Linked DNA regions of Homo sapiens: region 2 is linked to region 1. A link is an interaction called in ENCODE POLR2A ChIA-PET data of the cell type or tissue named here. Cell type or tissue: GM12878. All regions are shown on one strand. Each heading gives the region's core, and the rest is flanking DNA. Links, peaks and the distances in the headings are about the cores only.

The links. Peaks named below come from ENCODE experiments on the same cell type or tissue, not always from the same donor. Only the 100,000 strongest peaks of a DNase experiment are listed, where the experiment ranks them.
Region 2: POLR2A ChIA-PET joins it to region 1 with 6 read pairs; 2 of 35 experiments call an interaction of 5 or more read pairs at or near these places.

Annotation. Positions count from the first base shown.
Region 1 is chr6:99,484,571-99,488,967 of GRCh38, reverse strand. It overlaps USP45 (ubiquitin specific peptidase 45), which reads left to right. Exons shown (of 18, transcript NM_001346022.3): 6 at 148-287; 7 at 673-768. Among named protein-coding and RNA genes, the nearest start is that of USP45, 29 kb to the left of the region's middle. RefSeq lists a silencer at 3,644-3,783. In GM12878, for the core only: no CTCF peak of the experiment used is centred there; DNase peaks (open chromatin) are centred at 4,127 and 4,247; H3K27ac peaks cover 1,691 bases.
Region 2 is chr6:99,722,396-99,726,792 of GRCh38, reverse strand. No RefSeq gene overlaps it. Among named protein-coding and RNA genes, the nearest start is that of PRDM13, 120 kb to the right of the region's middle. In GM12878, for the core only: no CTCF peak of the experiment used is centred there; no DNase peak of the experiment used is centred there.

The DNA.
Region 1 (4,397 bases), core at 316-4,315:
AGTTGTGTTTATATTCTTCCCCTTCAGGAACACTGATTCAGGGAGATAATCTTATTTAAATTTAATTTTAAATAATGTATATAAATTATGTTAAGTGACATATTTATCTTTACATCTTGTGTCAGTTATTTTTTCTCTAACTTGTAGGTGCATTTTCTAGAATCATGAAACTTTGTGAAGAAAAATGTGAAACAGATGAAATACAGAAGGGAGGAAAATGCAGAAATTTATCTGTAAGAGGAATTACAAATTTAGGAAATACTTGCTTTTTTAATGCAGTCATGCAGGTAAGAGTCATCAGAAAGCTTTGTAATATGTAAAAGATTCTCTTAATTTATGTAGTCATTGGCTCACCTGTAGACTGTCAAATGACTGCTAAATGTTCCTCTAGAAATTTCTCTGTTTTCCTTTTGTTTACGCTATCTTGGGCCATCACCATATGTATACATGTACCTTATTTTCACACAGGGCTTCTGAAAGGTCTTCTGTGTATTTTACCATGGCTCTATCGGTAATAGTGACCTTTACTAAATGTAAAATGTACTCAACTAAATCTTAATATTTTTTGAAATAGACACTTTTGCTATGCTAGATGAAATTTGAGAGTGTATTCCATAAAATCAGAGGCATATTTTAACTGAATCTGAAGACTTTAATTTTGTTTTCTTTTAGAACTTGGCACAGACTTATACTCTTACTGATCTGATGAATGAGATCAAAGAAAGTAGTACAAAACTCAAGATTTTTCCTTCCTCAGACTCTCAGCTGGTGAGTAATAACTGTTTGAATAATAGCTGCTTTCAGATGAGCCACTGATGTTACCAAAATCTCTTTTCCTAATTCGCAGATCAGTCAACTAAGATAGTAGCCAGGGGGCTTAAAAATAATTTAAAAGCATTCTGTGAAAATAATCAGATTTAAAATTTCTAAAATCATAACTTTAAGGTATGTTATGGTTCCAATATGCCATGGATCAAATAATAAAAAGATATCAAGGCAGCTTTAAAATAAACATACTGGAAGAAACAAAAGAGGTGTGACTTCTATTGAGCAAAATGCCTATAACCCCTATTTTGTAGTTTCTGGTGACATTTGTTTAAATTTAGCATTTTTGTTCTTTAAAGAAAGATGAAATTTTAATAGTGAGCATCTAAAGGTTTTTTTTTTGAGACGGGGTCTCGCTCTGTCGCTGGAGTGCAGGCTGGAGTGCAGTGGCGCGATCTCAGCTCACTGCAAGCTCCGCCTCCCGGGTTTATGCCATTCTCCTACCTCAGCCTCCTGAGTAGCTGGGACTATAGGCGCCCGGCTAACTTTTTTTTTTTTTTTTTTTTTTTGTATTTTTAGTAGAGACGGGGTTTCACCATGTTAGCCAGGATGGTCTTGATCTCCTGACCTCGTGATCCACCCGCCTCGGCCTCCCAAAGTGCTGGGATTACAGGCGTGAGCCACCACGCCCGGCCACATCTAAAGGTTTTTTGAAGCCTAGCCTGATGATAGATTTTTAAGCTAGTGAGAAAGATGAAAAAAAGAGCAGCCCCTGATATTCAGAAGCTGGCCTGGCACCAACAGTTAGGCCATGTTATTCAGATAATCCCACAGAATAACAATCTGATAGTAGGTTTCTCTGAGACTACGATGAAATAAGACAAAGCAAGTCCACTTCATGATTTTGTCTAAAACAAGATCACTTTGCCATTTAGAAAATCTGAAACACCCTCCTTCAGCCAAAATGAGAAATGAAGGAATGCTACTTTACTAGTTAGAGATTTATCCTCATTTTAGTCTCCCCCACCAACTGCCACAATATGTAAGATTTATTGAGATGTCCCATGATAGAATTAGCCTCGCTTTCTGAGGGCATTCACTCTAGAGTAAACCTCTGCTTCCTGAAACCCACCTTCAGGTTATTCAACCAGAGCCTAAATCCTGGGTAGGTTCTTTACAGCACTCTCTTACTAGGACACCCTGTGGTTCCCCATGCTGCGTGATCTCCCTCACTGCCACAAGTAATAAACCCACCTAGTTCAACGATAGGTGTGTTTCTGATGGACTTTGGCTGGGAGGTGTTGATACTAGTAAGGATAATTTTAGTGAGAAATTGATCAGCCTGTGTGTGTGTGTTTGTGTGTGTGTGTAAGTGTGTAAGTCAGAGTATATGTATAGCTCATGATCTGACTTTTGAAAACAATTAAAGAGTTCTAAAAATGCTTAGCCCTCTAAACATGCTTAGTAATCTTAGATTGTTTTTCCCAGTAGGCACTTTTGAAAGACAGTATTGTTTTATATATATATCTTTGAAAGACAGTATTATTATATATATAACATACTGTTATATATATATAATAACCTCCTTTTTATATATATATTTACATGTAAATGTTTACCATATATATATGTATATATAGTCGAAAAGCAGCCTGTAAACATTTGTTCAGCCCCTTAAAAATTTAATGATAGATTCCAATGCCCTATTCTAAATAAAGTGTAGTGAGATCCTTAAAACTACTAAAGGGAAGTTATTGCCTAGTCATTTAAAAAGACCTGTTAAATGTGATTTCCTGTTAAATGCGATTGGATGTTGAGTTTAAATATTTGACATGCAGAGCTGTGTTTCAGGATTACTATATGGCAATTAGATACTGTAGTTAATAACTTTAGGTTTGTATCATTCTAACAGGGTAATTTTGAATCTTATATCTTAGGTTTTTAGGGCATAAAGTTGACCTGAGCTGTGGCACTGTTCTTTGAGTTGGTTACTGCCCTTTGAATCACCAGTTTATCTTTGTCTTTTGTCTATATACCGTTTATTTTTTTATTTTTATTTTTTTACCTTATTGTGCTGGCTCAGAGCTCCAGTAACATGTTGAATAGAGATGATGGGAGCAGTCAGCCTTGCCTTAATCCCAAAATTAGGGGAACAAACATTCAGCCTTCTCCCATTATTACATACGAAGGTACGATTTTCAGAGGTGTTCTTTGTAAGCTTGAGGACATTCCTTTCTATTGCTAGTTTTCTGAAAGTTTTATCGGAATGGATGTTGAATTTTGTCAAATGCTTTTCCCACATCTATTGAGATGATCATATGGTTTTTCTTCTTTATTCTGTTAATGTGGTGAATTACACTGATTCCTTTTTCAAGTGTTAAACCTATCCTGTATTCTTGTTACAAACCCCAGTTATGATATGCTTATATGCTGCTGGATTCAATTTAATATTTATGCGCATATCAACAGTGTGTGTGGAAAACTTTTTATTTAATGAAAATATTCTTTAAAATGTATATTATGAGTGTATAACTTGATGAATTTTCACAGCTAACACACTTGTGTAACTAACACCTTGCTCAAGTAACATTACCAGCATCTGGAAGGCCCCTTCAACTCCCCCCCACATTCACTACTTCCCTAACCCACATGAGTAACCACTAACCTGGTTTCTAACAGGATAGATTAGTTTTGCCTGTTTTAATACTGCATATAAATGGAATCTTACTATATACATTATTTTGCATTTGGCTTCTTTCTGTCAACATTATGTGTGAAATTCATCCTTCTTGCGTTTTCAGCAAACTTTTGTTTTCAAAGTTTAAGTGTATTTTTTATTTTTATTTTATTTATTTTTTGAGATGGAGTCTTGCTCTGTCACCCAGTCTGGAATGCAGTGGCACGATCTCGGCTCACTGCAACCTCTGCCTCGTAGGTTCAAGCAGTTCTCTTGCCTCAGCTTCCTGAATAGCTGGGACTGTAGATGCGTGCCACCACACCCAGCTAATTTTTTTTTTTTTTTTTTTTGTATTTTTAGTGGAGACAGGGTTTTGCCATGTTAGCCAGGCTGGTCTCAAACTCCTGACCTCAAGTGATCCACCTGCCTCGGCCTCCCAAAATGCTAGGATTACAGGCGTGAGCCACTGCGCCAGGTCTAAATGTACTTTTTAAAACTAAGGTTATTTCCTCATCTCATTCTGAAGGTTTTTTATTCTGTCTAAAAAATATTTTCATTGAGAAAAGGGAAGTGCAACTTGGTACTTGAAGTTTAAAATTACCTTAGATTTTACTTTTGACCCTTGAGGTAACTTTCAGTTAACATGGCAGAAAACACTTTAAAAAAAAATAGACTTTATTTTTTAGAGCAGTTTTAAGTTTACAGCAGAAGAGAAAACACTTTTTTTTTTTTTTTTGGAGACAGTCTCATTCTGTCACTCACACTGGGGTGCAGTGGTGCCATCATGGCTCATTGCAGCCTGGGCTTAAGGGATCCTCCCACTTCAGCCTCCTGAGTAGCTCGGACTGCAGGCACGTGCCACTACACTTGGCTAATTTTTAAATTTTTTTTGCAGAGACGGAGTCTCCCTATGTTGCCCAAGCGGGCCTTCCACTCTGGGCTCAAGTGATCCTTC
Region 2 (4,397 bases), core at 252-4,251, 240 kb before region 1:
GTCTCCTCCTTACTGCTGTGGAAGATGTAAGCTGATTGAAAACGAGGAAGGTAAAAAGGGAATTGGAAAATGGGAAAAATCTCCACGCCTGTACCCAGATTTTCATCTTACAGCAGCCTGTACAGCAAGTCTACCTTACACATAAGTAAAATATGTACCAACTACAACTGTGCTTCCCAGTCAACAGTTTTCAAATCCCTAAAAGCTTAAAGGCAATAGTAGCATCAATTCTGTTTCTATTTTTCAAGAATAACAATGCATGAAATATCTACATCATTTTCCCAGTGAAACTGAATGGTGTGAGAGCGTGGGGGTTTATGTCAAATGAGCAAGATCAATAGCGAATACTGTTGCTGAAGTCCTAGTTACCTCATCATTTATCATTTAGCTAAAACCAATAGCTACCTTGAGGATTTGACTATTATGCAACTTTGGGTGTTTTCATTCTTATTCAGGTATTATTTAATTTATAACTAAATACTAGTCATTAAAAAAAAGAATTAGGAACAAGATGGTGGAATGGAAGACTCCACCAATTGTGTCCCCCACTGCAAGGACACCAATCTAACAGCTATCTACACAACAAAACACTTTCATAAGAAACAAAAATCAGGTGAGCACTCACAGTACCTAGTTTTAACTTTGTGAAAGAGACACTGAAGAGATAGAAAAAAACAGGCTTGAATCACCAATGCCATCCCTCCCTGAGCAGTGGCGTGGGGTGGAGAGCAGTTCTGTTTGCTGGGGGAGGGAGAGCTGGCAGTTGTGAGACACTGAACTCAGTGTTGTCCTGTTATAGCAGAAAGGAACACCAGACCAAACTCAACTGATGCCCCCCCAAGGAGAGACTATTTAAACCAGCTCTACCCAGGGTGCATTCATTGATCCCAGTGGTTGGAACTTGAATTCCCACAAGCATCACCACCTGCAAGCCTTGCCACCACAGGCTAAAGTGCCCTGGGGCTCTAAATAAATTTGAAAGGCAATCTAGGCCACAAGGACTACAACACCTAGGTGAATCCTAGGGCTTAACCAGGCCCAGAGACAGTGGACTGGTGGGGCACATGACCTACTGAGACACCAGCTGGGGCAGCTAAGGGAGTGCTGGCACCACCCCTCCGCTAACCCTAGGCTGCAAATCTCCTAACTCCAAAAGATACCTCTTCCTTCACACCTGAGGAAAGGAGAGGCAAGAATGGGCCACATCTTGGATACCAGCTCAGCCACAGGAGAATAGGGCATGGGGCAGAGTCACGAGGCCTCATTTCCAGGCCCTACCTCCCAGACATTTCTAGACACACCTTGGGCTAGAAGGGAATCTGCTCCTTGAAGGGAAGGACCCAGTGCTGGCAACATTTATCACCTGCTAACCAAAGAGCCCTCAGACCCTAAATAAACAGCAGCAATACCCAGGTACTACATTGAGGGGCTGAGGTGAGCCTCTGAGACTTGCTGGCTTCAGGTGAGACACAGCATATTATGAGCTGAGTGTCCACGGGCCAAAACTCCTTTTGCTTCAGAAAAGCAGAGGGAAAAGTAAGGGGGACTTTGTCTTGGATCTTAGGTATCAGCCCAGCCATGGGAGTTAGAGCACCAAGCAGTCTCTTGGCATCCCAGATTCTAGGATTTCGCTCTTGAACAGCATTTCTGGACCTGCCATGGGCCAGAGGGGAGCCCCCTGCCCCAAAATGTGAGTACCAGGCCAGGGAGTATTCACCACAAGCTGACCTAACAGCCCTCGGTCCTTAAGGGAACATTGGCAGCAGTCTGCTGGTACTCCCTGTGGCCTTTGGTGGTGGTGCCCATACAGTGAGGCTCCTCTGCCTTTGGAAAGGGGAGGAAAGGGTGGGAAGGATTACATCTTCTGGTTTGAGTACCAGCTCAATTGTAGTACAATAGAACACTAGGTAGGCTTCTAAGGTTTTTGACTGTAGTCCCTGGCTCCAGGATGACACTTCTAGACTTGCCTGGGGTCTTGGGGAACTCACTACCCTGGAGGAAAGGACACAGGCCTGGCTGGCTTTACTACCTGATGATTTTAGAGCCCCACAGCTTGAGTGAACATAGGCAGTAGCAAAGGAGTAGTTACAGCAGGCCTTGGGCAAGACCCAGTGCTGCAGTGGCTTCAGGTCAGACCCAGTGCAGTCATAGGTGGTGGCCACAGATATGCTTGTGTCACTACACCCCCAGGTTCAAGTGGCTCAGAACAGAGACAGATTCTGTTTGTATGAGAGATAGTAACGGAAAATAAAAAGTTTCTGCCTGGTAATCCAGAGAATTTTGTCAGATCTTGCCCAAGACCATCAAGGCAGTACCTCTACGAGTCTGCAAGAACCACAGTGTTACTGGGTTCTGGGTGCTCCCTAATGCAGATACAGCTTACACAACAGCCAAGTTATTCTGAATATCTGGAAAGCTTTCCCAAGAAGGATGAGTACAAAGAAGCCCAGACTATGAAGACTACAATAAATATCTAACTCCTCAATGCCCAGACACTGAATAACATCTACAAGTATTAAAACAATCCAGAAAAGTATGACCTCACTAGATGAACTAAATAAGTTACCAGGGACCAATCCTGGAGAGACAGAGATATGTAGCCTTTCAGAAAGAGAACTCAAAATAGCTGTTTTGAGGAAACACAGAAATTTAAGAGGACACAGAGAAGGAATTCAGAAGTCTATCAGATAAATTTAACTAAAAGATTAAAATAATCAAAAAGAATTAGCCAGAAATTCTGAGCTGAAAAACGCAATTGGCATATTGAATAATGCATCAGAGTCTTTTAATAGCAGAACTGATCAAGCAGAAGAAAGAATTAGTGAACTTGAAGATAGGTTGAAAATACACAGCCAGAGGAGATAAAATAAAAAAGAATAAAAAACAATGAATCATGTCTACAGGACTCAGAAAATAGTCTGAAAATGGCAAATCTAAGAGTTACTAGCATTAAAGAGGAGGTAGAGAAAGAGATAGGGGTAGAAAGTTTATTTAAAGGGATAGTAAGAGAGAATTTCCCCAACCTAGAGAAAGATATCAATATCTAAATACAAGAAAGTTATAGAACACCAAGCAGATTTAATCCAAAGAAAACTACATTAAGGCATTTAATAACCAAACTCCAAAAGATCAAGGATAAAGGATCCTAAAAGCAGCAAGAGAAAAGAGACAAATAACATATAATGGACCTCCAATACATATAGCAGCAAGCTTTTCAGAAACCTAACAGGCCAGGAGAGAGTGGAATGAAACATTTAAAATATTGAAGGAACAAAACCTTAATCCTATGTATTAGTCCATTTTCATGCTGCTGTTAAGAAATACCCAAGACTGGGTAATTTATAAAAGAAAGAAGTTTAATTGCCTCACAGTTGCACATGGCAGGGGAGGCGTCAGGAAACTTACAATCATGGCAGGAGGTGAAGGGGAAGCAAGCACTTTCTTCACAAGGCAGCAGGAGAGAGAAAAGCAAAGTAGGAACTTCCAAACACTTATCAAGCTATCATATCACATGGGAACTTATTCACTATCATAAGAAAAACATGGAGGCTACCACTCCCATGATTCAGTTACCTTCCACCAGTTCCCTCCCTCAATACCTGCGGATTACACTTTGAGATGAGATTTGGGTGGGAACACAGAGCCAAACCATATAATTCCATCCCTGGTCCCTCACAAATTTTGTGTCCTCATATCTCAAAACACAGTCATGCCTTCCTAACAGTCCCCCAAAATGTAAACTCATTCCAGCATTAACCCAGAAGTCCAAGTCCAAAGTCTCATCTGAGACAAGGCAATTCCCTTCCACCTAGGAGTCTGTAAAATCAAAAGCAAGTTAGTTATCTCCAAGACACAATGGAGGTACAGGCATTGGATAAGTGCTCCCATTCCAAATGGGAGAAATTGTCCAAAACAATTTCTTGCAAAGGGGCACAGGCCCCCATGCAAGTCCAAAATCCAGGGGGCAGTCATTAAATCTTAAAGCTCCAAAATGATATTCTTTGAATCCATGTCTCATATCCAGGGCATGCTGATGCAAGGGGTGGGCTCCCACAGCCTTGGGCAGCTCCTTCATGGGCTGATGTTGAGTGCTTGCAGTTTTTCCAGATGTACAGTGCAAATTGTTGGTGGGTCTACCATTTTAGCATCTGGAGGGTGGTGGCCTCACAGCTTCACTAGGCAGTGCCCCAGTGGAGACTCTGTGTGGGGGCTTCAACCCCAGACTTCCCTTCTGCACTGCCCTAGAAGAGGTTCTCCATGAGGGCTCTGCCCCTGCAACAGACTTCTGCCTAGACATCCAGGCATTTCCATACATCCTCTGAAATCTAAGTGGAGATTCCCAGACCTCAATACTTGACTTCTGTGCACCTGCAGGCCCAACACCATGTGGAAGCCAC